Regions from separate parts of the Homo sapiens genome. Here region 1 is linked to region 2. A link is a loop called in an ENCODE intact Hi-C map of the cell type or tissue named here. Cell type or tissue: dorsolateral prefrontal cortex. All regions are shown on one strand. Each heading gives the region's core, and the rest is flanking DNA. Links, peaks and the distances in the headings are about the cores only.

Region 1 (9,382 bases), core at 534-8,533, 910 kb after region 2:
CTAGCTATTTCAAGAACTATTTTTGTATTTAAACTATGAATCTTTTCCTATGCATTACAAATAGTTTTGTTCAATGTTGTGGTATCTTGTCATTGTACATATGGAACAGATTTTCCTTTTAATGTTTGTTCATTTAAACTTTTCTCTCATCTACTTTCCTTTTTCACAAGCTAGCTGGTACTAGAGAGGAGCTAGAATGGGTAACAAGAAAGGTGAGTGGCAGAGTCCACGCAGGAATCTGATAGTGGTCTCTCTAAAGTAATAAAGAGAAATAGGTACACTCTCTTTGGCACACATCTGTGAGCCATTCCTGAGACAGCATCAACAGGTGCTATCAGGAAAGTAAAGGTGACAGAGGAGTTAGTGATGACTTCCATAATGCTTGGCACGTAATTGAGGATCATTATGCATATGTTTAAATAAGTGACTGATTAGATGGTCACTAATGTGGACATTTTCTTTCCAGCAAACCCCAGTAATCACTAAGGACCTTTGTTATTCATAAGGGAGAGAAGTTGTAGTTGATTGCAATGATCACTCTGATTCTCCACTTGCTTTCGTTTTATACAACTTTGCAGTAACCTCCTGATATGGTCTGGCTCTGCATCCCCACCCAAATCTCATCTTGAATTGTAATCCAAATTGTAATTGCCATGTGTTGGGGGAGGGACCTCATGGGAGGTGATTGCATCATGGGAGCATTTCCCCCCATGCTCTTTTCAAAATAGTGAATGAGTTCTCAGGAGATCTGCTGATTTTGTAAGACAGTTTTCCCTGCTCTTGCTAGCTTTCTGCCACCTGCCACCATGTAAGACATGCTTCTTCCCCTTCTGCCATAATTGTAAGTTTCCTGAGGCCTCCCCAGCCATGTGGAACTGTGAGTCAATTAAACCTATTTTCTTTATAAATTAGCCTGTCTTGGGTATATCTTTATAGCAATGTGAAAACAGACTAATACACTTCCCCTTGAAGGTGGAATGACCTGCCCTATTCCCTGACAATGGGCTCAACTAAGTGATTTTCTTTGGCCAGTGGGAAGTTAGCTGATACTATTCACACAGAAGCCTGAAAAGGTACTCATGATCTTCTGCTTGCTCTATTGGATTTCTGCCATTGCCAAGAAATATGCTTGGTCCAAGCTGAAGAAGAGAGAGAGAGATGCATGTGGGGTGGAGCCCAGTTGCACCAGTGACTATAGCTGAGACCATTCTAGATCAGCAAGCAGTTAACTCAGCCACTAGATCAAAAAGATCAAAAAGAGCCACTTAACCAATTTCTGACCAGCCTTTAGAGTCATGAGAAATAATAAATGATTGTTGTTTTCAGCTATTAAGATTTCAAATGGTTTATTATGCACTCATTGCTAACTGATTCAAAAGTTATACTTCATTGCTGAAATCATCTTATTTGGTGGCATCTTCTCTTAGCTTTTCTATTTTAATAATTATGACAAGTATCTCATCTTTTTACAATTTTGTGCACCACAGTGAAAAGAATAGTCGGTAAGAGACCAAAAAATGTAGGTCTTTCCATTTCCTAAGAGCATTATCTTAGACGTTTATTCACTCAACGGTGTACAAAGCATTAGAAATACAGACAATGCTCTTGTGAAATCAATTATGGTTTGGAGGTTGGGGGGGACATAGACATGAGCAAATCATTTCTATCCATCACAATAAGTAATAGTAGGAAATATGTATTATAACCACAACCTCTGAGATGAAATAACCTGAGTTACAATCTTGCCTCTATCACTTCCTAGCTAGGTTCCCTTATTTAACCTCAAGTCCAATTTCATCAATGGCACCTACTTCATAAGATTGTTGGAAGGATTACATGAGTTGAAATCTGTAACATACATAGAGACAGGCTTGGCACTCGCAAGCTTTCATTAAATGCTAGTTATTAAAACAAATGTTAAAAAGTATGAGAGAACAAAAAATAAGACTATATGGGATGAGGGCTGAGTGGAGGAGTAGCCATCATGGGTCGGCGGGGGACCTTGAAAAAAAAGCAGAAATTTGCACATCAGTATTTAGGACTTTAGGACCTTTTATCTATATTTCAAGAAATAAAGAATAGAGGATTATTAGGATATCATCTAGTTCCAAAATACAATATCTATAGAATATTATCTAATGTAACATGTTTAGTAAACTCCTGCTGAGTATTGAATTTTAAATTCAAAGTAGTTTTGAAAAAATAAGTTGTTTTAATGAAATTAATTCACATGTCATTACGTGTGACTATACAGGCAAGCTTGATACGATTATCCCGGAGGATATTCTGGTCCCTATGTAATACTATTGGAAGTGAAAAGAGAATATTTATTTCCAGGATTTATAACACAGCATAAAGACACAAACTTTAAGTATGTATTGTGCTTCAATAGAGTTGCCTACAGCTTGTTAAATCCAATTAATAAACACAATAGACACATTCACTTTTTTATTTTTAAGCAAAGTTACTGAATTTGTTCTATTTGCTATTTTGTATTTCTGATTACAAGATGCTGTCCCCTGCTGTTTGCTAATGATTACACCAGCTATAGTCACGAACATACAGTGAAATAAGATAACAGTTTTGTTTAATGTCTCACATCTACAAATCAGAGAAGAACAAAAGTAGAAATCTGCATGTCCGTAGAACAAATCTAGCATGCTAGCACTGTGCCTCCTCTTCTCCCAAGTCATGTCATTTCAATAAGCATTTTGTCCTCTCCATGCTTTTGGTAACTAGATGGGCTAATGGGAAGGGTGGTGGTGTAATATTATTTCTTCTGAAAGAGCTTTTATAGAAATTTTTACTTGAACACATACTCTGTCATTGTTAATAGTACCTGGCAACCTCTACTGCATAAATATCTATAATTATGTTTTTTTTCAGCAACAATTTGGTTTGCATGTGTACTTTCATGACAGTTAGCTTGTTTACTACTTATTCCAATTCTTTTTGGGTGAGGTCATTCAGTGACAAATGTGGTATTGCCATCCTCTGAAAGGGTTACAAATTCATGCCTGGCATTCAGGGCAGAAAATGACAGCCTGCATGCTGATAATTGATATACAGCTGTTCCCCATGTTACCAAAACCTTAATGTTATCGCAAAACTGGAAGAACTGGCATTGAGTAGATCTGGGTTCAAATTTTGGCTGTGTCATTTACCAAGTTTGTGATTTTAAGCTTCATTTTTTCCATCTTCAAAATCTCTCAGGGTGTTGTTTTGAGTACTAAATAAGGTGATATATATGAGAAAAGTGTAACAAAAAACCATGCCATATGGATGCTCAATAATGACTGGTTCAATCTAAATCTAAAAATGAAAGCCATGTGACGAATTCAAGGTCATATAGTGTGAATGAGTCAATGATGTGGGTAAAGATACTGTAGCTGCTGAAGGGGAAGGTTAACAGGAAAGAGAAGCTGTTCCTTTTTCCATTTTGGCCAAATAGCACTTACCTGTCCCTGCTGCTTTGCCTAATAGATTAATTCATTCTGATAGTATTAAAGATGTCTGGTAGAGAGCTAATAATCAGCTCTGAAAAAAACAAATCATTGGCCTTCCTTTGCTGTCAAAATCCCTAAAAAGAAAATTTTCATTTCAAATGGCTTCTAGCTTACTTCAGAATCAGAGGATAGACTCCTTTGAAGCTATCTAGTGCAGCTAGTGAATGTACTTTTTAATCGTTTATTAGTGGATAAACTATAATTAGCATATAAGGGTAAGAGCTTCAAAACACAAATTAAAGTCAACTGCCCACTAGTGTTTTGAATCAATCAATACAGCATTCACTTAAAAATAGAAGCAATGCCATTAACCCTCGAGAAATTCACATTTTCATGTAATTCATAACATCAAAGCTCTCCAAAAAGATGGGGAAATTACAATAAATCACAATCCATGTGTAAGGAAAAGTCTTTCCTCTTGCATGTACTGACATCTGAGATGCACGTTACAGCATGCTCTCAGTATGCAAAGAACATTACAGATGAAATTTTTTTAACTCAAACAAGGAAATACCGTGGAGTATAATGGGAACAGAAGAGGAAAAAAATAGCATTTTGTATAAACTTAGATATGTCTCTGATGTTCTCTTAATAAATCTTTTCTCCTTTCTGTTTGATGCTACCTTCCGTTATGATTTACTCACTTTCTTTAAAACTGTTTTTAAACCAAGTACATATTCTGTTCTCTCAAAAATAAAGAAAATCAGTGCAAAGATCATCACTTAGGGCATACAAAACAGAGGAACATTTATTTAATCTATTCCATATATATATATATAGTACTGTTTAAATTATCATTCCTAATTTTATTGATTCCTATCTCAAGGTTACATACATAAATGACATAAAGTGAATGCCCATAGATTAACTGAAAGGGCCTTATGAAAATTATACATTGGAGAAAGAAACCAATGTAAACATAATATTAATAGCATTATTTTGTTGGCCCAGTCCCTCTAAGGAGACCCAGTGAATTTGAAATGTGCCAACTATTTCTCTAACACGAGTTAATGGAAAAGTCCACATCCTGGAGCAGGGGATGTTGGAATTGAGTTGTCAAGCTGTCCTGGATGTCTTGTACAAACTGAACAGGCCAATTTACTGCAACACTGCATAGGCTGAAGGCTACTATCTCGCCTTTACAGTTGCTTCCTCCTGGTAAGATTATCCTGCTCGACCGCAGCCTCCCTCCCGAGTAGCTTTTAAGCTACTCTGGATTCTTTCTGATGAGCCTATTCTTTTTTTTTATTTATTTATTTTTATTATTTATTTGAGACGGAGTCTTGCTCTTGTCTCCCAGGCTGGAGTGCAATGGCCCAATCTCGGCTCACTGCAACCTCCGTCTCCCGGGTTCAAGCAATTATCCTGCCTCAGTCTCCCGAGTAGCTGGGATTACAGACGCGCGCCATCGCTCCCGGCTAATTTTTGTATTTTTAGTAGGGACGGGGTTTCACAATGTTGGGCAGGTTGGTCTCGATCTCCTGACCTCATGATCCGCCCACCTTGGCCTCCCAAAGGGCTGGGATTACAGGCGTGAGACACCGCGCCCGGCTAAGCAATAGTACTGTGTTAATCCTCAGCTTGGGACCAGTGTGCTTGACTGGGAGAGGCTCTTAACCTGCAACCTGAAAGCAACAGCTTTGTGTGTTTGGTGATAATTTTGAATCTTAGTGGTGATTTGATTTTAATGTCTTCCTCTTTGTAGCTCAAAACTCCTGGATTTCTGGATGAAAACAGGCAAGCTTTTTGAAAAAACTGACTTCTCCCACACAGCCTGAACCTCCCAGCGTGGGGGTTGCTTTTAGACTCAGCTGTTCTGGCTCTGCCCTCCAGGTGGCAGCAGAGCCACATCTCTGAAGCTCCAATCCCCTCTTCCCTGACTTCAAGTGTTAATGCAATTGACCAATCAGTGCTAAGATGATGGGAGGTAATTGGGTAATTGTATTTTACTGATCACAAGCAGAGAAAGGGAAAGGAAAAGGGGAAAGAAAGAGGGGCAGAGGAGGGAAGGCGACTGCAGTCCGAAAGGAGCTTTTGGAAGCTAGGACCCTAAGCGTCAGGACGTGGCATTGGTCGAGAGAAAGCCTGGGCTGGCAAGAGCTGCCGCCGGTGCTGGGAGAGCATTTATTTGGGAGAAAAAGAGGGGAGAGAGCAGAGGGAGGGGGAGGAAGAGAGTTCAAACCGAAGTGGATGGAAGGGGACTGGGGTTTCTGCCGCGCAGGGAGCCGTGAGCCAGGGCGATGGCGCTAAGGGCGGCGCGGAGCAGCTGCGCTCCCGAGAACGCGTCTCCTCGCAGAGGACTAGCAGACATCGGGAAGGTCTGCGCCAACGGGAACCAACTTGTGGCTCCAAAATGTACCCAACGCAGCTGGAAATGAGATCAAAGCTGCAGTTGCATTTGAGAAGGATGAGAAGAGCCAGCGATTAGGGAATTTTTTTTTTACCCGTTTTCTTCCTTTTTCTTTTTTTCTTCTTTTTCTTTTTTTCTTTCTTTTTTCGTGTGTGTTTTTTTTAATTTGCCTACCACCCTGTCTGTCCCCTCACTTCGCCCTCCCCATTTGAAATAAAAGCCCCAGTCTCAACTTCCATCACCTCGGCGCTCCCGGAGCCACTACCGGCTGATGGAGGAGAAGGGGACCCGGGGGCTGGCAGGGGCCACCGGCGAGGGACCGCATCCTGCGTCTCCCCCGTGATCCCGGCCCCGACCGCGGAGTTCTGCAACACCTGGAGGATCTGGACCGGGTGCTGGGGGTGGGGGCGGGGACAGAGGAAGGAAAGGCACCCCGAGCCTTAAAAAGAAAAAAAAAAAGTAGCGGGGGGAGGAATGGGTTTCTTCTTGACAGCTGACGGAGCCTTGAAATTTTCCTCCACTACCTCCGCCCCCGCCCCCGCCCCCGCCCCCCGCACTCCATTTAACGTGAGATTATGAAATTGCAGAGGCGGTGGAGGGAAGGAGACAGGATATAACCGGAGTTTGGAGGGGAGAGGGGAAGGTGGCTGGCCGGGTGGCTGAAATCAAAAATTCAATTGCGCACTGGGTTGTGATGAGAAATCTAATCAGATCTTTGGCGAAGGGGCCGGCCGGAAGGATGGAGAGTGGGGGGGAAGTTGCTCCCCAAATTCTTCGAAGGGGAGGCTGGGGAGAGGAATTGACCATGTAAAAGGAGACTTTTTTTTTTGGTGGTGGTGGCTGTTGGGTGCCTTGCAAAAATGAAGGATGCAGGACGCAGCTTTCTCCTGGAACCGAACGCAATGGATAAACTGATTGTGCAAGAGAGAAGGAAGAACGAAGCTTTTTCTTGTGAGCCCTGGATCTTAACACAAATGTGTATATGTGCACACAGGGAGCATTCAAGAATGAAATAAACCAGAGTTAGACCCGCGGGGGTTGGTGTGTTCTGACATAAATAAATAATCTTAAAGCAGCTGTTCCCCTCCCCCCCCCCAAAAAAAAGGATGATTGGAAATGAAGAACCGAGGATTCACAAAGAAAAAAGTATGTTCATTTTTCTCTATAAAGGAGAAAGTGAGCCAAGGAGATATTTTTGGAATGAAAAGTTTGGGGCTTTTTTAGTAAAGTAAAGAACTGGTGTGGTGGTGTTTTCTTTTCTTTTTGAATTTCCCACAAGAGGAGAGGAAATTAATAATACATCTGCAAAGAAATTTCAGAGAAGAAAAGTTGACCGCGGCAGATTGAGGCATTGATTGGGGGAGAGAAACCAGCAGAGCACAGTTGGATTTGTGCCTATGTTGACTAAAATTGACGGATAATTGCAGTTGGATTTTTCTTCATCAACCTCCTTTTTTTTTAATTTTTATTCCTTTTGGTATCAAGATCATGCGTTTTCTCTTGTTCTTAACCACCTGGATTTCCATCTGGATGTTGCTGTGATCAGTCTGAAATACAGTGAGTGACCCTTATTTTCTTATTTATTGGTGAAGAAAATGTCAGTTAATTTGGTGTTCTTGGTCTCTTTATCCTCTCTCCCCCTTTGGTGTTTTTTTTTAAAGAACTGGCTATTGGGGGCCAGAAAATAAGGGAATGGGTGGCCCACGCATTTGCTTCATCAGTCTCTGCTCTCTGATAAGCCAGTTTGCTATAAGGATGCAGGTTGACTGCATCCTGGGCAGACGCCTTTGCAAATGTTCACCAGGAAAAAAAAAAAAAGCTCCCCAAGAAAGCCGCTGCAGTGTCGGGTGCCAGTGCTGTGTGACTGACACTCCAGAATGCATTTAAGTTGTTTGTCAGCCCCGGAGTTAGATGCACAAATGTTTCGCTATTGGAAATCGAAGGGACTCAATTTAAATTTCATTATCCAACCTGACATTGCAGATCAACAGAATGTATTAACACAAAAATATGACAATAAACCAAGGCGATGAAGGGTGGCTTCTGGCTGGTGCGTGGGTGGAGGGAGAAAGGGTGGGTTTTTGGGCAAGGAAGCTGGTGGAGAGAAGTGGCTGTACTTTCCACAATCACTCTTGCATACATATGCCCAGATGTGGTCTTCAGATTACCCGGGTTCACACCAGTGCTAAAAATGAAACAAGGAGGACCTACTTCTCTCCAACTCCACCCCCTTCTAACTGAGGACTTCTTTGGATTACAGAGAGGCTGTGTATAGACTGTAGAGCAGTGGCTTGGGTTTTGCCAGAAACCTTTCCAACATCACCAGTTCACAGCTCCTCAGAAAAAGAAAGAAATCTAGTGTCCTGTGGTAACTTAGAAAAAGCAGCTGAAGAAGAGGTTGTGTTGAGCACTAATACTTCTCATGTGCCAGCTTTGTCTTGGAAAAAGAGGCCAATATAAAAAATAAAGCAGAAGGTGGAAAATGCTTAGAAAGTCTGAGCGCCTGTAGGATCACCTTCCCTCCTCCCCTATAGCTGCCAAAGTCATGGAGCTGGCCTTTTTTACAGAACTTTTCCCCTTCCCCCTTCGCTATTCCTCTCTGGGGCCTTCTATCAGAATCATAGACTCATATAACTTTCGAGCCAGAAGACTCTCCAGAGATCTCAAGTCAATAAAAAAAGGAAACTGAGGCCTAGAGAAGCTATAACTCTTTCATTAATGGCCAAACAGCATGAGACAGGTGACTCACACAAGCCTCAGAACGCCAGGCAAAAGTCAGTTTGGGATCCAAACTGGACAGGTATACATAGCCTGGCTACTCCTGTATTTTGGATGCCGTTTTATGAGTAAGGGTCAAAGGAAGGCACATTGGTCCTGAGAGCTTGAAATAAAACTTCTGCCAGTTTAGACCTCCAGGGTTACAAACTCCAACATTCATTTTCTCTCTTCCCTTCCTCCCTCTCTCCCTCTTCCTTTCCTCTTTTCCTTTCTATAGCATAGTTTAGGTAACCTTGGCTTGAATACCATTTAAAAAAAAATAAGATCGACAACTCTGACATATCCCAAAGGAGATGAAAGGCAGCACTCTCCTGGGTCCCTTCTTAGTGTTTAATCCTGTGAGTGGTGGTCCCCAGAGAGTCATTAAAGAACTGTAGAGTTAGATTTATATTAGAGAGGTGATAATATAAACCAGAAACACACAGCTGAAAGCATCTGAGCCTGTTCTTACACTCACATCATCTATTCTTATCCTTTTCATTACTCCTTAACTAAACTAGCCTACAGCTGAGCACTTCTCTAATTTATTTTTCTGGGCACATGTTTCCTGTTGGAACACAGATCAGGCAATAAATTTACCAACCTATGAAAATAATTGTGCAAGATGGTTTTATTCCCTGAAATCCCCATAGGCTTGTGCATATATTTTCATAGTTCTCTGCACTTTTTTTGCATTCGTTTGCTTATTTGCTTTGTTTTACGTTACCACAGTTAAGTCAGCATTTGTAGACATGGAATGACTCAAGTT
Region 2 (9,382 bases), core at 677-8,676:
TGTTCTCATCTTATTACATTACGTTAACATTCTTAGGATAAATGGTGGTGACAATGACAGTATTCTCCTTGGTTATGAGGATTGAGATTATACAGGGAAACCCCCAAATAGTCCATAAGTATTATTAGCAGTAACAGTTAAAGAAGATGGAAAAACCTGAGGTCTATGTCTGTTTGTCTTCTCTCTGATACACTAAGATCCTCAGGCTTTGGAGCAAGGGATTCAAAACTGTGTCCTTGCAAAGCCTACATTAGCTAAATTTTGCATGTCAAAGTGGTAGGGCCTGGGGCACTCAAAGGGCATTTGAAAATAGCAGAATAATTCTAAAGCAAGTGGTTAAGGTCACAGTAGATACAGGAGGAAAGCTGTGAGCAAAGTTACAGCTCTTCAAGGTGATTTTTTTGAGCTTTCAGAGGATGCTGCAAGAGCCCTAACAGAAAATGAAGGAGGCTTTTTGTAGGTCACTCTTGTGTTGGAATATTAGACTTTTTTGATTAATTTTAGAACTCCGCAACCCAACATTTTGAAATTTTTCAGAAGATATCCTATGTGTTTTGAGTTGAGGCTGCCTGTGAGAAACAGCTTTTTCTAAAACACTGAGCAATTCAGTTTGGCATTTCAATCTGTCTCCTCTTACATTTGTATTAGAAAAAGCCAACCTGGTGGAAATGTTGATTCTCAGACTTGAGAGTAGTTAAAAAAATAAATCTTTTGTTCACTTTCTTTTAGAAATGTTTCCTTGTTCTCATCTGAAGTGTGTGGGAAGCCCTACCTAATCTTTAGCATTTTTATGAAATTGTCATAAAAAGCTTTTCTATGTTGTATATAAATTCTTATCTCAATTGGAAGTTGAAGGGGGTTAACGGTGATGGTTTTCCTTGACATATCTATAGTATACTACTTCAGTGTAGAAACACTGGCCAGCTAAGGAGTTTTTTTCTTAAAAAGCTTAGTAGTAAAATGCATGGTTTAGTGTTTCCAGTGCTAACTTGCTTGGTTTAAATTCTGCCTTTGACATTTACTATTAAATAGTTTAATTTCTCTAAGACTCAGATTACTCATCTGTAAAAGGAGGATAATAATAGAATCTACTTCACAGAGTTGTTATGAAAGTTAAGTTTGCTAATGTACTGGAAACCCTTGGAGTACTCCTGGGTCCATAGCAAGCATCACTTAAGTGTTAGGAATTCCTGAAGGTTATTATAAGTTTTTTTTGTTTGTTGTTTGTTTGTTTTTCTTTTTGCCAAACCCACTGAAGAGGCAGTAGTCTGAGAGTCTACTGGGAAAAACAAACAAACAAATTTATCTCTGAGCCACGTTTGTCCAAGTTTGAGGGTATTGACTCTGTGATTTAGAAGCTACAATCACTGGTAGCCTTTGTTAACTCATTTCTAAAAGGGGGAAAATCTGATATCTCCTTTGTTTATCTGGTATAATGGTTCAGTACAATGACCTTCTACAAGCCACTGCTGTCTCCTGCCTTGAAGATTTCAGGAGCCCCCAAGTTGGTGTTACAGTTTCCATTCTTACCCATTTAACAGCACATTCTCCATGCAATAATCAGAGAAAAATATAAATTGACTCATGCTATTGCCTTGCTTAATATGTTCATTGGTTTTCTATCATTTTTGAAATAAGTATCAATCTCATCATCATAGTTTATATAGCTCTGTATGATCTATCCATGTTTGAATCTCCAGCTTATCCCTAATCCCTACTCCTTTGTTCATTCTGTTCCAGTCACACTTACTTTTTTTATGTTCCTGGATCATCCCAAGCCCTTTCCCACCTCAGGGCCTTTGGATATATTCAGGGATTTTGTATACATTTACAATTACCAAACATTTTTACCTGGGATCTCCAAAGGGTTGGTGATCCTTTTTAGACTGTAAGTCTTTATTCAAAATCATCTCCTCAAAAAAACCACTTCTTACTATCTCATCTAAAGTGGGCAACACTCCAGGATGATCTGCCTCATATCTCACCCCTTTAATACATGTCAAACCTTACAATCATCTTGTTTATGTATCTGGTTACTTGTGTATTGCTTCTCTTCACTGACATTTTGAAGGTACAATATTGTCCAAATTTTACATCATTATATTCCATAGTGCCTGGCACATAGTAAATGCTCAATGAATATCACTGGAAGAAAGAAAGAAAGAAAGGCAAAAAGGAAAAAAATGATAACATATAAGGAGCTCAATATATTTTAGCATTATTAAAGGAAATATAAATAAAGATTAAGCACAGAATGAAAAAGTTCTACTGACAGCCAGAGTCTGACTCTAGGAGTGGACTTCTTCAGAAGAAATATAGAGTTAGTCTTTTAAAGCCATGAGCCTGAGAACTGTTTCTTTCCCATAGGAAAAAAGCAGTGTCTCTATCTAAGTCATGTTGCCTGACTGACAATCTCTGGGCTTGTACATTAGGTAAGTGCTGGGCTGGCTGGTGACTGTTCACTGTGTAAGGATTTTAGCAGAAAGTTGCTTCTGCCACAATCATACCACACCCAAGAGGTTAACTGTTCAAAGCAAGATATGGTGCCCAGTCCAGATTATGCTGGTTTCAGTAGGCTGGTGCCAAGCTGAGATTTGTCAGGGCCATCTCTGCCTTATATATTTCATTATTTCCTCTGTCACTGAACAATAAAATGCTTGTGTGGATAATCTTAATTCCTTGCAGTATACATCATGGCTCTTCTATTTTTAGAAGGCCAGGATAATACTCTGTCTCCAAATCTGTTCTTGAAGGCTCTTGTCTTACTCAAATTGCTTTTCCTGTCTCCACCAGTTGGACACTCAAAAATATTATTTCAAGAGGACCTATTTTAGTTTTGCCATCTATAATCTGGAGAAAAAAAAATGAGGTCTTATTCTGATCTGACAATTGCATGTGGCTGTTTCACAAAGAGAAAGAAAAAGAAGAAAAAACAAGATGTGTCTGGTGAAATACCTTCTACTTTTCATAAACATCACCTGTCAGCGATTTTCCAGAAGACAGGCTCCCATAGGCTGTCTTAAAGGGCAGACATTTTGGGCTGTGAATGTTTTATATACAGATATCTTCTCTGCTCTAGTAACACTGATATTAAACTTTGATTGCTTACTTTATTCCAAACCATTCTAAAGACTGTCTATATATTAGGTCATTAGATGCTCACATTCCACAGATACAAAACAAAACAAAACTGAGGCACAGAGAGGTCAGTTGTGGTGTTCAAGGTAACCCACAAATTCGTAGAGCTAAGATTGTAATCAGACAATCTGGCTTCAGAACCTTTATATTTAACCACTATAATCTCTCTCAATGGCAGTAGCTAAGTCCACAGACTCTGGGTCTTAGAATGTGGGATGCAGGGACTCTTGCATGTATCAAAATAAAGTTTGCAATTTATTTTAAATGTTAGTCATCTAAAACCAATAGCTTTAGAAAAAAATTGCTTCCTCTTAACTTCCAAGAAAAATTTCAGGCTTATAATTATAATTCTACATTTAAAACGGTCCAGTATTTGAATTCTTGTTACCAAAGCAACTGCCTTCTCCTCAGCATCTTGGATGAGATTGTGAAAATGAAAGGATTTATATTCAGTATGGTCTAGATTTCTGTTATAGGGCCCTCAACAGAACCTTAGAATGAAATCTAAATAGACTGAATCATCCATTTTGTCTGTCCAAGTGTCTATTTCCTAGCCTCAAGAAAACAGGGTGAATGACAGATAAAACAGTAAATGTGGACTGAAGGAATAAGACCTTCCATGATGAACACAGCCCAAGAAACTGAAGAAAGAAATCAGTTTTTGACCGGGCACAGTGGCTCACGCCTGTTATCCCAGCACCTTGGGAGGCTGAGGCGGGTGGATCACCTGAGGTCAGGAGTTCAAGACCAGCCTGACCAACATGGTGAAACCCCGTCTCTACTAAAAATACAAAAATTAGCTGGATATGGTGGCACATGCCTGTAATCCCAGCTACTCAGGAGGTTGAGGCAGGAGAATCGCTTGGACCCGGGAGGCGGAGGTTGCAGAGAGCTGAGATCATGCCACTGCACTCTAGCCTGGGTGAAAGAGCGAGACTGTGTCTCAAAAAAAAAAAAAAATCGGTTTTCAAAGGGGTCTCTGAGAGACCTAGTTTATTGTTAAATAGTTGTTTGGGGAAATTTTGTCTTTATAGCATGAACTTGGCACTTCAAAATCCTTAATATTTGAAGAGAGGCTCATTCCAAAAGCATTAGAGCCAAAAAACACGGCAATGTCGGCTCTGTTATTTACAAGCAGAAGGATATTTAGCAAATCACTGAACCTCACTTGTGTTTTAACTAAAATGAGAATAAAAGAGTTTTCTTTATTTTAGGGCTCATGTAAAGATTCCTAAGATAATGTATGTAAAGTGATTTAGTGCTAGGTCTGATATATAGAGAATACTCAATAAATGACAGATAATAAAAGAGAATATTTATGTAGTTAATACAAAAAGAGCTTCAGGTTTGGGGTTAAACTTTGGATGGAGCAGCTGAATTAACTCCCCTTTTAAATTGATGAGCTGCTATTGATTCTATGTGGGTACATAATGCAGAGATGATGAGAAATCCAAATCATTTCCCGAAATCCTCCTCTGTGCATCAAACAGAAAAAGTTGAGTCAATGTTAGCAGAAACCCATTTGGACAAGACCATCTCTACTCTAAACTTAGTATTTGGGGGCTTTCCATCAGCCTACTAGTGCTGTCTAGTTTATCAGAGAGAAAATAAAGAACTGGACATTGTCCAGTCAAGGAAGAGCCGGTGTTCCAAAGAGGACATCAATAAGTTCTGGAGGTGGGGCAGGGAGTAAAATAATGAGGCATTACGAGTGAGGCAAGGAGGCTCCTAGGAGGACTGATGGTCAAAACTAAACTTTACTTTCCACTTTTCCCTAAAAACTACACTGCATTTGCTGGACTTGTGTGTGTGTGTGTGTGTGTGTGTTTGTGTGTGTGTATGTGTGTGTGTGTAGAGCAGCCAAAAGCATCCTGGGTGCTTGCAGAAATCCAGTTTAGAACTCCCCTAAAAATGCATGTAAGCAAACATAACCAATGTGGCTCATTTTTGTATAGATATTTTTGAATAACATTTTTCCAAAAAAATGCCAATGCTAAAATCTTTAAAAGAAAATCTATGTAAAATCTTCTGAGATGTTTATCACCTATTAAAGTGTCAAAAATATTATTTAGAATACCAAAGAAAGGGCTTCAGATCTTTAAATTTGTAAACAGGCAGATATTTGGTGGGGATGGGGAAGATTCCTCACAGATTCTCAGGAGACAATTCACACATCAGGAAAAACGGTAGCTTGGGCCACATCTTCAAAACTATGGTTTAACACTTTTCTTTAAAGACTCTGTTCTAGTAGTTTATTTTTCCTATAAAATAAATGAGCTTTGCTCCCACAGAAGTGAAATTAGAGCTACCAGGACCAAGGGTTTTGAAAACCTTGTAGAATGGGTATTTCTATCAGAACCTGAAGGGTTAAACCTAGAGCCGCCACTAGGTGTCACGTTGGGATTGGTTTTGGGAACACGAGCTCCCTAAACGTCTCCAAATAAGAAAAGGCACCTTCTAGGTTAATTTCAGCTACTGTTCAGTTTCTTTAAATAGAGACTCGTACACTGCACATGTCAAATCTTCAGAGTCTTTCCCTTTGTTTTACAGGTATTTACAACCATTTAAACTTTTCAACCCACCATACAGGCCTAGCAGGAGGTAGATTTTGAAATAGGGGAGGTGTGACAACAGGATCACATTGTAGGGAGGGAGAAGTCTCTTTTAGTCTTGTATCTCTTAAAATCTATTTAAGTTTCTCCATCTTAAAACATTGGAAATTAACATGCAAATTGAGAAATAATTTGGTGCCTGCTATATAAAATGCATACAAGTTTCATATGTGAAAATTCCAGATTTCCCACTAGGTTTTCTTCATCACATCTTCACATCTATTCACCCCCACTTCAGTGGACTGACTTCCCAGCTGAGTTCTACAACATTCTTCTCTCTGGGTCTGTTTAGATAACTTAGCAAATAAATTGACAAATACAGTGGTTCAAATTTGAGTGTTAATCATTTCACAATTTGCCAATTTCAAAAATACTGTTTTAAAAGAAAATAGTTTTTGGGGGGGCCATATTTTGGCCACAGAGAATAACAGTTCAGCACAGATAAACTCGATGACGGTAGAGAAAACACAGTGGTTTTAAGCTCAGGGAGTGGTGGGTACTCTATTCTAGAAATATTTTCACATAGCTACTTACTCCATCATCGGTAAAGCAAGTTTTATCTCTGTTTTTGCAGAAGTAGGTAGGTTAACATTACCTGAAAAAATTAAAATTTAAAAAAAAAGGATGCCAAAGAAACTTCCTATTTTCTGGAGAAGAACAAGTCTCTGCCTGAACCTCTAAAAGCAAAATAATAAGAAAAAAATGCAGAACCAGATAAAATTGTAGTCAGGTGCAGTAATGCAGACAGAAGTTGCTAGGATTTGAACACCTGTAGAAAGCCTTGGTAGACTAAAAGAAATAATGCCTTTTTACTTCCACAGCATTTTCTGATTTAAACCCATTTCAGAATAATTTATGTATATAGTCCTTTGTCAAAAAAGTATTTAGAACCTGCTGTCACCATTGTTTTGGGGACAAAAATACAACAATAAACAAGACCCAGATCAACATCATTCCAATCTCCACGAAGATTGCATTGTAACTGGTGAAGCATACATCAAAGAATTGAACAAATAAGTTAACTCATTTCAGAAGTGACATTACTACAAAGAGACTCAAGCAGGAATAAGGAACAGAGACACACAAGAAACAACATGGTTTTTTACATAATCTCTCATAAAAGTACATAGGACAATGAAATGAGCAAGGAGATTTAGGCTCACGAGCTGTATGATCTTGAGCAGGTCACAGAGGTTGGCTTATTCATGTTTAAGATGTTAAGATGTAAGGAATGTATATATTTTATCTGGGCTTTCTGAAAAGTCTCCATCACTTAGGGGGTGACTTTGTGGCTGAGATCAGAATTCTGAGGAGTCAGCCACAATATCTATGAAAACACTTTGCAGAAAGAAGGTCCAGCTAGTGTAAAATTTCCACATTTGGGACTCCCTTGGTGTCTTCTAGCAATCACAGAAACGCTGGCATGGCTGGAGTTTCATAAGCAATGGAGGAGGTAGGTGGGAGGAGATGCATTCACTGGGAAATATAAGAAATTAAATGCTCTAAGTGAAAATTTCTAGCAGATATCGCAGCCAAAGTGGGTGTTTGACACACCTATCTAAGAAGTCTACACTCTATATGAAATAAAATTAAAACTCTTTACCATAGCCTACAAAATCCTATACATTTTTGTATTCTTGGGTAAAGTATTGCACATGGAAGTGCTCAGAAATGCTCTATTCAATTAATTTGCAAGACTGCCCGGAAGAGGAATCATATTACAGAAAACTGTTAGTTTTTTCTTTCTTCCCTGACAGACCCACAGGAAGGCTGACACTCCCCGTTTTTGAATATTGTAGTGTGAGGATGGGATGCTTGGAGCTATACATTTTCTGATTATTAAAAATAAATCACCAAAAGCTGAGAATGTTGAAAATATTAAAATACCTTAGATCTTTGGAGACAGGATTTAAGAATTGAACAAACTCAGGAATACTCACCCCTTGAACTACTGTTTTGGAAATTACTAAGTGCCTTACTGTATAAACTGTTTCCTTGAGAATTTAGTATACTTTCACAGAGTGTATATATGATAGCTGATACAGTTGTCTTTTACACTGCTATAAAATCAATGCCATGCAAGGGCATAAAATCCATAGTTATTAAACACTGATTTGTTGAGTGAACTTATCAAGGCTTAATGCTTCAATAAACGAAGGCAACTAGTACCTTTCGCTTTTAGAACAGATTTTCTTATGTGGATAAAATAAATAAAACACCCGTTGAGACTGCTGAGTTCTAAATTTTGCTCAATACATAGTTCACTAACTGTTCAGTAAATATAGCATTCCCAGGAGACCTGCTTCTCCTCCTTATACTTATGTGAGATTGAAATACATGTTTGTCTTCTGGTTATTTCGCTGGGACTTCTACCGCTGTAAAGAAATCACACTTCTTACCAATATATCAGAAACTAGTGCAACTTAAAGAGGGCCACCGTGAAAATGGAGTGTCTTTCCCACAGACCAAAATTGAGTGTGTGTTTTTCTATTTCCCTCCATACTTTTTTTTCCTCTCCCCTCTATATTTCTTGTTCTTGTCAGAAGGGCTCATTTGGACAGAGGACCTGGGTGCATGTTCTCTTTTTGTTTGGATTCCAACTTGTCATTACATTCTCAAATGCTTACATCCCTCCTCAAAGCAAAAGCTGCATTTTACAGTCAAAGTTGTGTTTATTGACATTTTCTGAATCCTGAAAATATTGATATTGATAAAAGATACTTAAATACTTTCTTACTTTCACTTTCTGAAAAAAGGAGATAATTTTATTTATACCTAGAATTATGTTTTTAATCTAGGTAACTGCTATAATTATTCATAGTAATATAGGTTTCCACCATAATACATTTTTAAATAGGAACATAAAAAATCTTAGAGTGATATACAGGAAATGCATATATTTCATGGCTAGGGATCAGACAGCCACTGAATTGCATACAATGGAATAATAGTATGGTTTTAATGGTTCAAAAATCTATAGATTTATCCATAGCAAAAATTGTTTGTTCTTTATTTTTTGTCATAGATACTCCTAAGTAAATAATATACTTTAAAATAATATTTTAAATCCCACTTAGCTTTTTTTTATTCACAGAAGGTTTATATTTCTGTTTCTAAGTTAGAAAAAATCATGGAATAAACTTGAGTTTACAATGATGGTGATGGTGATAACAACAGGGGTGATGGCAGTGACGAGGAGGTAGTGGTGAATTTCATTGCTATTGATATCAGCTTTCATTTACTGAGCATTTTCCAGATGTCAGGCATTGTGATGAGCCATTTGCTTGCAATCTATTACCACCTTTCCATGATGTAGGCATTGTTTTTCCTATCTTACCATGCAAACTAAGACCCAAAATGACAATGTTATTTCCTTATTTTAAGGAGTTTGAGGAGAATAAATCTTGAGAGAAGTAACTTGGAAGAGGCCAGGAGAATAATGAATATCTGAAAATTCATCACCTATTAGGGAAAATGCAGAAGGAAGTATCTAATGTCAATGAAAAAAAATTCCATCTGTCTCTGGAGAAAAAATAATCTCTATCTCTATATTTTGCTAGTAAAGAATTTCAGAAGGTTCTGCAGATTCCCTTTAAAAGAGGTGCTGTTTGATGTTTTTGAGTATCTCTGGG

The links. Peaks named below come from ENCODE experiments on the same cell type or tissue, not always from the same donor. Only the 100,000 strongest peaks of a DNase experiment are listed, where the experiment ranks them.
Region 1: a loop joins it to region 2, with 3 times the contacts of the local background. A loop is called at or near these places in 13 of 110 quality-filtered maps.

The regions. Positions count from the first base shown.
Region 1 is chr11:40,290,224-40,299,605 of GRCh38, reverse strand. The region is part of intron 4 of LRRC4C (leucine rich repeat containing 4C); the gene reads left to right. Among named protein-coding and RNA genes, the nearest start is that of LRRC4C, 1.2 Mb to the left of the region's middle. In dorsolateral prefrontal cortex, for the core only: a CTCF peak has its summit at 5,341 (motif pointing right); DNase peaks (open chromatin) are centred at 5,345, 5,775, 6,161, 7,679 and 2 weaker places; H3K4me3 peaks cover 3,337 bases; H3K27ac peaks cover 3,374 bases.
Region 2 is chr11:41,197,505-41,206,886 of GRCh38, reverse strand. The region is part of intron 1 of LRRC4C (leucine rich repeat containing 4C); the gene reads left to right. Among named protein-coding and RNA genes, the nearest start is that of LRRC4C, 260 kb to the left of the region's middle. In dorsolateral prefrontal cortex, for the core only: a CTCF peak has its summit at 5,517 (motif pointing right); a DNase peak (open chromatin) is centred at 5,526.